Linked DNA regions of Homo sapiens: region 2 is linked to region 1. Evidence: read pairs that join two places in POLR2A ChIA-PET (ENCODE). Cell type or tissue: B cell. All regions are shown on one strand. Each heading gives the region's core, and the rest is flanking DNA. Links, peaks and the distances in the headings are about the cores only.

The links. ChIA-PET counts read pairs that join two places held together with the same protein. Peaks named below come from ENCODE experiments on the same cell type or tissue, not always from the same donor. Only the 100,000 strongest peaks of a DNase experiment are listed, where the experiment ranks them.
Region 2: POLR2A ChIA-PET joins it to region 1 with 9 read pairs; 3 of 35 experiments call an interaction of 5 or more read pairs at or near these places.

The regions. Positions count from the first base shown.
Region 1 is chr6:139,013,902-139,018,299 of GRCh38, forward strand. No RefSeq gene overlaps it. Among named protein-coding and RNA genes, the nearest start is that of ABRACL, 13 kb to the right of the region's middle. In B cell, for the core only: no CTCF peak of the experiment used is centred there; a DNase peak (open chromatin) is centred at 2,700.
Region 2 is chr6:139,072,859-139,077,256 of GRCh38, forward strand. No RefSeq gene overlaps it. Among named protein-coding and RNA genes, the nearest start is that of ABRACL, 46 kb to the left of the region's middle. In B cell, for the core only: no CTCF peak of the experiment used is centred there; no DNase peak of the experiment used is centred there.

The DNA of each region.
Region 1 (4,398 bases), core at 226-4,225:
CCTGCCCGCCTCGGCCTCCCAAAGTGCTAGGATTACAGGGTTGAGCCACCATGCCCAGCCCCAAATGCTAGTTTTTTTCTTGGGTGGGTGGGGGGAGGTTGATATGGGGAATAAATTAAGAAATGGAGCTCTTCCATGCCTGTTTTTTGGGGGAAATGGTTGAACATCCATGAAATGTGAGAAGTAACTGGAATTAGAGAACTCGGAACCAGCAGAAAGCATGAGAACATACATCCCAAGAATTTCCAAAAATATAAGGAAGAGCATTGAACTTCCTAGAGGATATGGAATCATGAACTTGAGTACAGTCAAGGTGAGGGTGATATTTGCATTACATAAAAGTGGTATGAGATGGGAGGCTGAGGCAGAAGAATAACTTGAGCCCGGGAGGTGGAGGTTGCAGTGATCCAAGATTGTGCGACTGCACTCCAGCTTGGGTAACAGAGGGAGACTCCATCTCAAAAAAAAAAAAAAAAAAAAAAAGTGACACGAGATAACTGTTCCAGAAGAAGTTCAAAGTGCTGTAAGACTCCCAAGAGGGGGATATGACACCAAGCGGAGTGGACAGGAGGAAGAGGAGCAGGGCTGGGTATGCTTTCTATATTAGTTCATTTCTCCTCAAATCCTTTTGCAATGAGGAAGGATACTTTAAATAAGAAACACAATTTTGGCCAGGCATGGTGGCTCACGCCTGTAATCCCAGCACTTTGGGAGGCCGAGGCAGGAGGATCACGAGGTCAGGAGTTCAAGACCAGCCTGGCCAAAACAGTGAAACCCCGTCTCTACTAAAAATACAAAAATTAGCTGGGCATGGTGGCATGTGCCTGTAGTCTTAGCTACTTGGGAGGCTGAGGCAGGAGAATCGCTTGAACCCAGGAGGTGGAGGTTGCAGTGAGCCAAGATCTCGCCACTGCACTCCAGCTTGGGCAACAGAGTGAGACTTTGTGTCAAACAAACAAACAAACAAACAAACAAAAACCACACACACACACACACACACAATTTTATTTCTCCATTACAACAACTCTGCAAGCAGATTTCATTATCACTAAGTTTTAGAATAGAAAACTGAGGCTCATAGGGGTTTGTAATTTTTCCAAGAACACATGCAAACAGAACTACAGCCAGCCCGCGTGACTGGGTCACCTCTGCTTTGTACATGCACATGGAGCTTCAGTGCCAGAGCTGGCACTGAAGTTTGGCCTTGGATTTCAGTAGGCAAAGGTAAGGTGGGAGGGGAGGACTCAGCAGGCAGAGGGAACAATCAGAGCAAAGGCAGGAAGGCAAGAACATACTAAATAAACATTTACAGAACAAAACTGGTCTCCACCCCATGCCCTCACTATAGTCTGGACCAGATGCAGGAATAGGATATAGTGCAGTTTGATAGATCCGTGGTGTATCACAGATGGCAATGGAGGGTCAGGACTCTGGAAGGTAATAGTGGTCAAGTTGTGGAAGGTTTTAAAAGATGGGAAAAGCTTATATTTGATTTAATAGACCATGTGGAAATTTTGAAGCTGTACTTTCAGAAAATTAACCTGACATTAGACTGAAGGGTAGCCCAGAACAGAGCATCTTAAACTTCATGTAATGCAGACTTCTGTATTTCTAAGTCTAACATTCTGCATTTCTAAGAAGCTCTCTAGAGATTCTGACACAAGGAAGCTGGAGTGGGCTCTTCCCGATCTCCAGCAGCCCAGATTCCAAGCCAGCAGTATGCCTGAACCACTTAGTCTCCATGTTGAGGGATGACCGTGACTGAGGGGACTGGTGACAATGTCCAGTGCTATGGAGAGCTGCAGAATATTAAGAAATGGGAACAAGCTGTTGTGTTTGCCAGTTGGGAGTCATTAGTGACCTTAGGCTAGAGAGAACAGCTTTAGTAAGAAGGTGAAGGTAGGCCAGGTGCGGTGACTCACACCTGTAATCCCAACAGTTTGGGAGGCTGAGGTGGGTGGATCACCTGAGGTCAGGAGTTTGAAACCAGTCTGGCCAACATGGGAAACCCTGTCTCTACTAAAAATAAAAAAATAAAAAATTAGCTGGTCGTGGTGGCAGGCTCCTGTCCCAGCTACTCGGGAAGCTGAGGCCGGATAATCACTTGAAATGGAGAGGGAGGTTGCAGTGAACCAAGATCACGCCATTGCACTCCAGCCTGGGTAACAAGAGCAAGACTCCATCTTAAAAAAAAAAAAAAAAAAGAAGGAAGAATAAAGGTGAAGGTAGAAGCCAGATTACAAGTAGTGAAATAAATGGTAGGTGGTGAAGGAAAGAAGCAGCAAACTTCAAGTACTTTCTGAAAATCTCAAGACAAAGAGAAAACGGAATCTTGAGCCCTCAGCAGGATTGAGGGAGGGATTCATGAATAAACTGAAGGAAATATTTGCTTTGTAGAAAAAGAAAAATTTCCCAACAGAGAGATAAGAGAAAGGAAATCTTCCATTGCTACTCACAAAGACATTTCTATTTTTGAAGGGACTTTTTCCAGCCTGCAGTAAGATTTCACTGGGCCTGGACATTGTTTTTAAAACATTTTAATGAGTTGCCGCATCTGTTTCTAAAGGGAAAGTTTTGGTTTTTCAAAAAATCCAGATTTCTATCTTTTCTTGAAAAATGGTACAGTCTAGTAACACTGGGTATACACTCCCACATGCAGCTGAATAGGAGCTCCCCCTTCAAAAGAGGAAGTCAGCCAGGCTTATTTCAATCACTGTTATTTGCCTGTCTCTACAGAAACTGCATGCTTATTTGACGTGTTTGTGTGTGTGTATATACATATACAGACAGCAATCTGTATGTGTAAATACTGGAATTCCAGGTGAAAATTCATGGTGTAGAGATATTTTATGGTGAAAGAGACACTCCTGAGCACCCCTTAAATTTTGCAATGTGGCTGGGCCTCTGCGTTGCCGAGGTATAAGTCTGTCCTCTGTTCATCCTGAGAGAGTGCCCCTCCTAGGGATACCATGAATGATGGAGCCCAGGAAGAGAGCAGCAGAGATACTTTACATTCTGTGGGATACATTAGAAAGACATCAGTGAGCCCTTCTAGCTGAAAAGCAGCAGAAGTTTTTCTGAATTCCTTGGAGCAGCTGCTGCTGTGAGCTTTCACTGGCTGCTGGCTATACAAGCTTGTCTAGACCAAGTAGTTCTCGATCTTAACTGCGCATTAGAATTACTTGGGAACCTTAAAACGTGGGTGTCCCAGAGATTCTGAATTAATTGGTTTGAGTGAGTCCTAGGTACTGCTTTTTAAGCTTGGCAGGTGATCCTAATATGTAGTCAGATTAATTGCCACTGCAATGCTTTGTGGCATTAACCCCTTCCACTCTAGGCTTTGTAGACTCCCGAGACAGCACCTTAGACATTTGGTTAGAAATTGTGCTTCTTGGTGCCCTCCTTGACCCCTGACTCCACTGTGATCACCACAGCTGCCTGCCTGGCTGCTCTTTGCACCTAGCACTTAAGCCCTCATGACTGAATTTAATGATCTGGAAATTTTATTCTCAGTTGGCAGCACTGACCATTTGGCCTAGGCTCAAAAAAGGATAATGTAGCCTCTCTCTTACTGGAGCTACAACAAAGACTCAGAAAAAACGAAGTAGAAGGACTGTATACTGAATGAAAGAAGTTTACAAAAAAGAAGTGAAACATGGGTGGGGTGACTAGTTGTCCCAAACTGACTAGGGCTGTCCTAGATTTTGCCTTTTCGATGGATTATTTTGGGGTAATCGTTTAGATTTCTTATCAGAAGATTAGGAGGCTTAGAAAAAAAGGTTATTTGTAAATGTGTTAGCTGGTGGGTTGAAAGTGGGGGATGAATTGGAAAATAAATAGTGGTTATCATCTTAGAACTCTTAGCAATGTTCCTGTGGGGTTTTTTTGTTGTTGTTGTTGTTTTTACCATCTGTAACAACTCTGTCCAGTAGAACTTTCTCAGACAGTAGAAAATTTCTGTGCTATCCAATACAGTTGTCATTAATCCCCTGTGGCAATTGAGCAGTTGAAATGTGGCTACTATGACTGAGGATCTGAATTTTTAATATTATTTCATTTTAACTAATTTAAGTGTAAATGAAAATTAGAGCCAGGTGCCATGTATCTCATCTGTAGTCCCAGCTTCTCAGGAGGCTAAGTCGGGACGCTCGCTTGAGGCTAGAGTTTGAGACCAACCTTGGCAACATAACAAGACCCTGTCTCTAAAAAATGTTTTAAAAAAGGAATAAAAAAGAAAATATCCATGTGGGTCTAGTAGCTACTTACTGAACAATAAGAGTTGCTGTTTTCTGTGTTAGACATATGTAGGGGTGACTCCTCTCCCACAGGTCCTTCACAGAGAAACGATCTCATGCATCTCTTTTGGAAGGAGCAGCCCTAGTAGCGGGCATAGCAGAT
Region 2 (4,398 bases), core at 272-4,271, 59 kb after region 1:
TTCCTTAAAATCCATATCAACATATTTATTTGAATGGAAACTGAAGTCCTTCTGAAGAATGTAAGCCTAACGTTGCCTTTGCCAATCAGGTTGGATGGCAAACATTTTCCACAGATTCAGTGAGCTAAATCTGTTGTCTTAGGTCATCAAAGTTTTGACATAAAATATATTGAAAACATGTGAGAAGATAAAAATAATTTTATTAAAAATTCTGAATTGGCTAAGGTACATTAAAAGAAAGAAATTTTATTTTCCCAACCCCTTTGAATATCTCTTACTTTAGAAAATGCCTTTGAGCCAAAAATAACATATATATTTAATAACCATTTGATAAGTCTTGGCAAGCCTTTCTTGGAGAAAACCCTGATACCTGGATAAAAACCTCTTTGCAAGCCAGGTGGTTTCCAACTCTTTTCATCTAACAAAATTGAAGACAAGCTTAATCAAGCTGTCATTTGCTAGAACATGAAAAATAATGTTATGATAGATCGCTAGGTGATTTTTGACATAAAATTTAGAACGAGTTGAAAGGATTGACTGATTTTTGTTTCAGCAAACCTTTTCTGTCCCCATTTATTCACATAAGCAAGATTTCTTAGCCCTTACATTTATAAAATGAAAACAAAAATGATGTCAAATCATTTTCATATTATTAATAAATACTATTCATGGATAGACATATGAACTAATTTTAAAAACAAAGCACATTCATCTCATAAAGAGATGCACTCCCAACAAAAATTTTCTTTTATGTTTAATAATTTTCTATCAAAAGTGTCAGCATGTTGATCTGTTTTGATCAACTGTGTATTAGCAATTGTAATGGCAGAAAATGTTAATTAGAGCATTATGAGCACATAAAGTAAAAAGTGTTCAATGTATATACACAATTGTGCAGATCATATGATGTGGTGATCTATAAAAGATTTTTAAGCATAGAATGATACTACATTTGGATAAATTTATGTGGAGTAGGTAGAATAGAATTAGCAGGGGACAAAGTGAAATTTTTGACTGCTAAAAGCAACTTCTTGTTCAGATCTTTTAAAACCATACACTTATGAGTATCACACTTCTAGGGCAGCAGTCCTCAACCTTTTTGACACCAGGGACCAGTTTGGTGGAAGACAATTTTTCTGTGAATGGGGGGAGGGGATAGTTTCTGGATGATTTAAGTGCATTACATTTATTGTGCACTTTATTTCTATTATTATTACATTGTAATATATAATGAAATAATTATACAACTCACCATAATGTAGAATCAGTGGGAGCCCTCAGCTTGTTTTCCTGCAACTAGACAGTTCCATCTGGGGTGATGGGAGACAGTGACAGATCATCAGGCATTAGATTCTCATAAGGAACTTGCAACCTACATCCCTCGCATGCACAGTTCACAATAGGGGTAGCACTCCTATGAGAATCTAATGCCTGATTCTGTACTTCTGGAATCAGGAATAAAATGTGTCAAGCAGTACATAATTTTACAAAATCTTTTTTTTTTTTTTTTTTTTTTGTGACAGAGTCTTGCTCTGTCGCCCAGGCTGGAGTGCAGTGGTGCGATCTCAGCTCACTGCAACCTCTGCCTCCCCAGTTCAAGCCACTCTCCTGCCTCAGCCTTCTGAGTGGCTGGGACTACAGGTGCACGCCACCACGCCTAGCTAACTTCTTTTTTTTTTTTTTTTTGAGACAGAGTCTTGCTCTGTCACCCAGGCTGGAGTGCAGTGTCATGACCTTGGCTCCCTGCAAGCTCCGCCTCCCAGGTTCATGCCATTCTCCTGCCTCAGCCTCCCTAGTAGCTGGGACTACAGGTGCCTGCCACCACACCTAGCTAATTTTTTGTATTTTTTTTTTAGTAGAGACGGGGTTTCACCATGTTGGCCAGGATGGTCTCGATCTCCTGACCTCGTGATCCGCCCGCCTCGGCCTCCCAACTTCTTTTGTATTTTAGTAGAGATGGGGTTTCACAGTGTTGCTCAGGCTGGTATCGAACTCCTGAGCTCAGGCAATCTGCCCTCCTCTGCCTCCCAAAGTGCTAGGATTACAGGCAGGAGCCACCTCCCTCGGCCAATTTTACAAACTCTTTTAAGGCAGCAGATCAAAATGTAGTTTGAATACCACTACCATATCCCATTGTCATTCATGGAAGCTGGCCCTTCGTTTTTTATTTTTTTATTTTTTTTAAGACGGGGTCTAGTTCTGTCACCCAGGCTGAAGTTCAGTGGCATGATCATAGCACTGAAACCCTGAACTCCTGGACTCAACTGATCCTCCTGCTCCAGCTCACCTGCAATCACCACCCTGGGCTGGGACTACAGGTGTGCGCCAGGCTAATTAAAAAAAAATTTTTTTTTGGCCAGGCACCGTGGCTCATGCCTGTAATCCCAGCACTTTGGGAGGCCGAGGCAGGCGGATCATGAGGTCAAGAGGTCAAGACAATCCTGGCCAACATGGTGAAACCCTGTCTCTACTAAAAATACAAAAATTAGCTGGGCATGGTGGCGTGTGCCTGTAGTCCCAGCAACTTGGGAGGCTGAGGCAGAAGAATTGCTTGAACCCGGGAGGCAGAAGTTGCAGTGAGCCAAGATCACACCACTCACTTCAGCATGGTGACAGAGCGAGACTGTGTCTCAAATAAAAAAAAATTTTTTTTTTGTAGAGACTGGCCTTAGTGATCTTGCCTTAGCCACACAAATTGCTGGGATTATAGGTGTGAGCCATGGGGCCCTGTTGAAGCTGGACCTTTAGATGCCCCTGGACACGAGTCCCCATGTCAGTTTGCCATGCTCAACACACACATCACCCTTGTGTGCCTGGTTCCTCTTCCAGAGCTGGGGTCAGTGCCCAGGCTCCATGCTTTCCCTAGGAGGGGATGTTATTACGGCAAGCCCTTTTGGGGCTCCCCAAGAGCTGATACTGAAGGCATTCTGAGACTATGAGGACTAACCAGATAGCTGGAGAGAACCCTGGATGACACTCCACAATGGGGACTTAAGGCTTAAGTCTTCTGGTGAAATTGAAGACTATGTGACATCAAAGGCCAGAGAAGAGGTTGGGAGGATTCAGGGGCTTTGAAAACGGAACCCAGCAGCCACTGAGTTGAGGCTTTGAGGTCTGAATAAGCAAAATGATACTGTTTGTCACAATTCATTTCTTTAAAAAAGAAAGACAAAAATGTTTTTAGCATACAGAAAAATATGGAGAATATTATGGGAAGTATCCATGTTCTACTCACCATAATTGGATGTCATCATTTTGCTAAATTTGCTTCAGCTCTTCCCGATGAACTTCTAACTGTATCAGCAATATATCAGGAATGTTTTAGTTTAGGAAAACATGATATTATGGTGTGAAAGAAATTTTTAAAAATAAACACAGGCACTGCTCATCGTATCCTTGAAATTTACCAGTTTCTGGTCCTTGGTCGTGTGGGTTTCATAATAATATACAGTTGAGACTTCCTATGTTTACGTTATGACTACCTTGAAGTTTGAAATCCTTGAAGTATCATTAGTATCCTCAAGAAACTCCTTTCTAGGCTACCAGTTCAAATTTGGCTTGAAATCACTGGAGTGGCTGAAAAATAATTACAATTCCTCATGTTCACTGACATCATAAAGACTATCATTAGAGTAATTTAGACATCATCTGTTTCCAAAATTTTATCATGCGTTCCACTCACTGATCCAGACAACCACACATCTATTATCAAATAAATGTGAAAGTGGGTGTTAAGTTGAGCCTACACATGGCTTAGTTCTTTTGTCTACTTGGCATCCTCTTAGGACTTATGTGTTCAGTATGTGTGGTTGTAGTTGGCTGATATTGTGATAAGCAGATGCCATGTCCCTTTCAACAAGCGTCAAAGGATTTCATACTTGTGATCAGGACCAACAGGAAGAATTACATTTTTTATTGGCTCAGTAGATATAAATACATATTATATTTAAAAAGCATATATATATATATATATATATATATATATATGTTTTTCTTTTGGTTTCACCTGGTTGAATAGTGTCCCCCCAAAATGCATATTCACCTGGAATCTCAGAATGTGGCATTATTTGGAAATAGGGTTATTGCAGATATAATTAGTTAACATGAGGCCATACTGAAGTGGAGTGGGCCCTGAATCTAATATGACTGTTGTCCTTATAAGAAGAGGAGAAGAGACACAGTGACAGACACACACAGGGAAGAAGGCCATGTGGAGAAAAGGACAGAGATTGCAGTTACACAGCTGCAAGCCAAAGAAGACCAAGGATTGCCAGCAACCACCAGAGGCCAGGAAGAGGCAAGGAAGGGTTCTCCCTTAGAGGCTTCAGGGAGAACGTGTCCCTGCCAGCATCATCCAGTTTGTAGTATTTTGTTATGGCAGCCCTAGGACACTATATA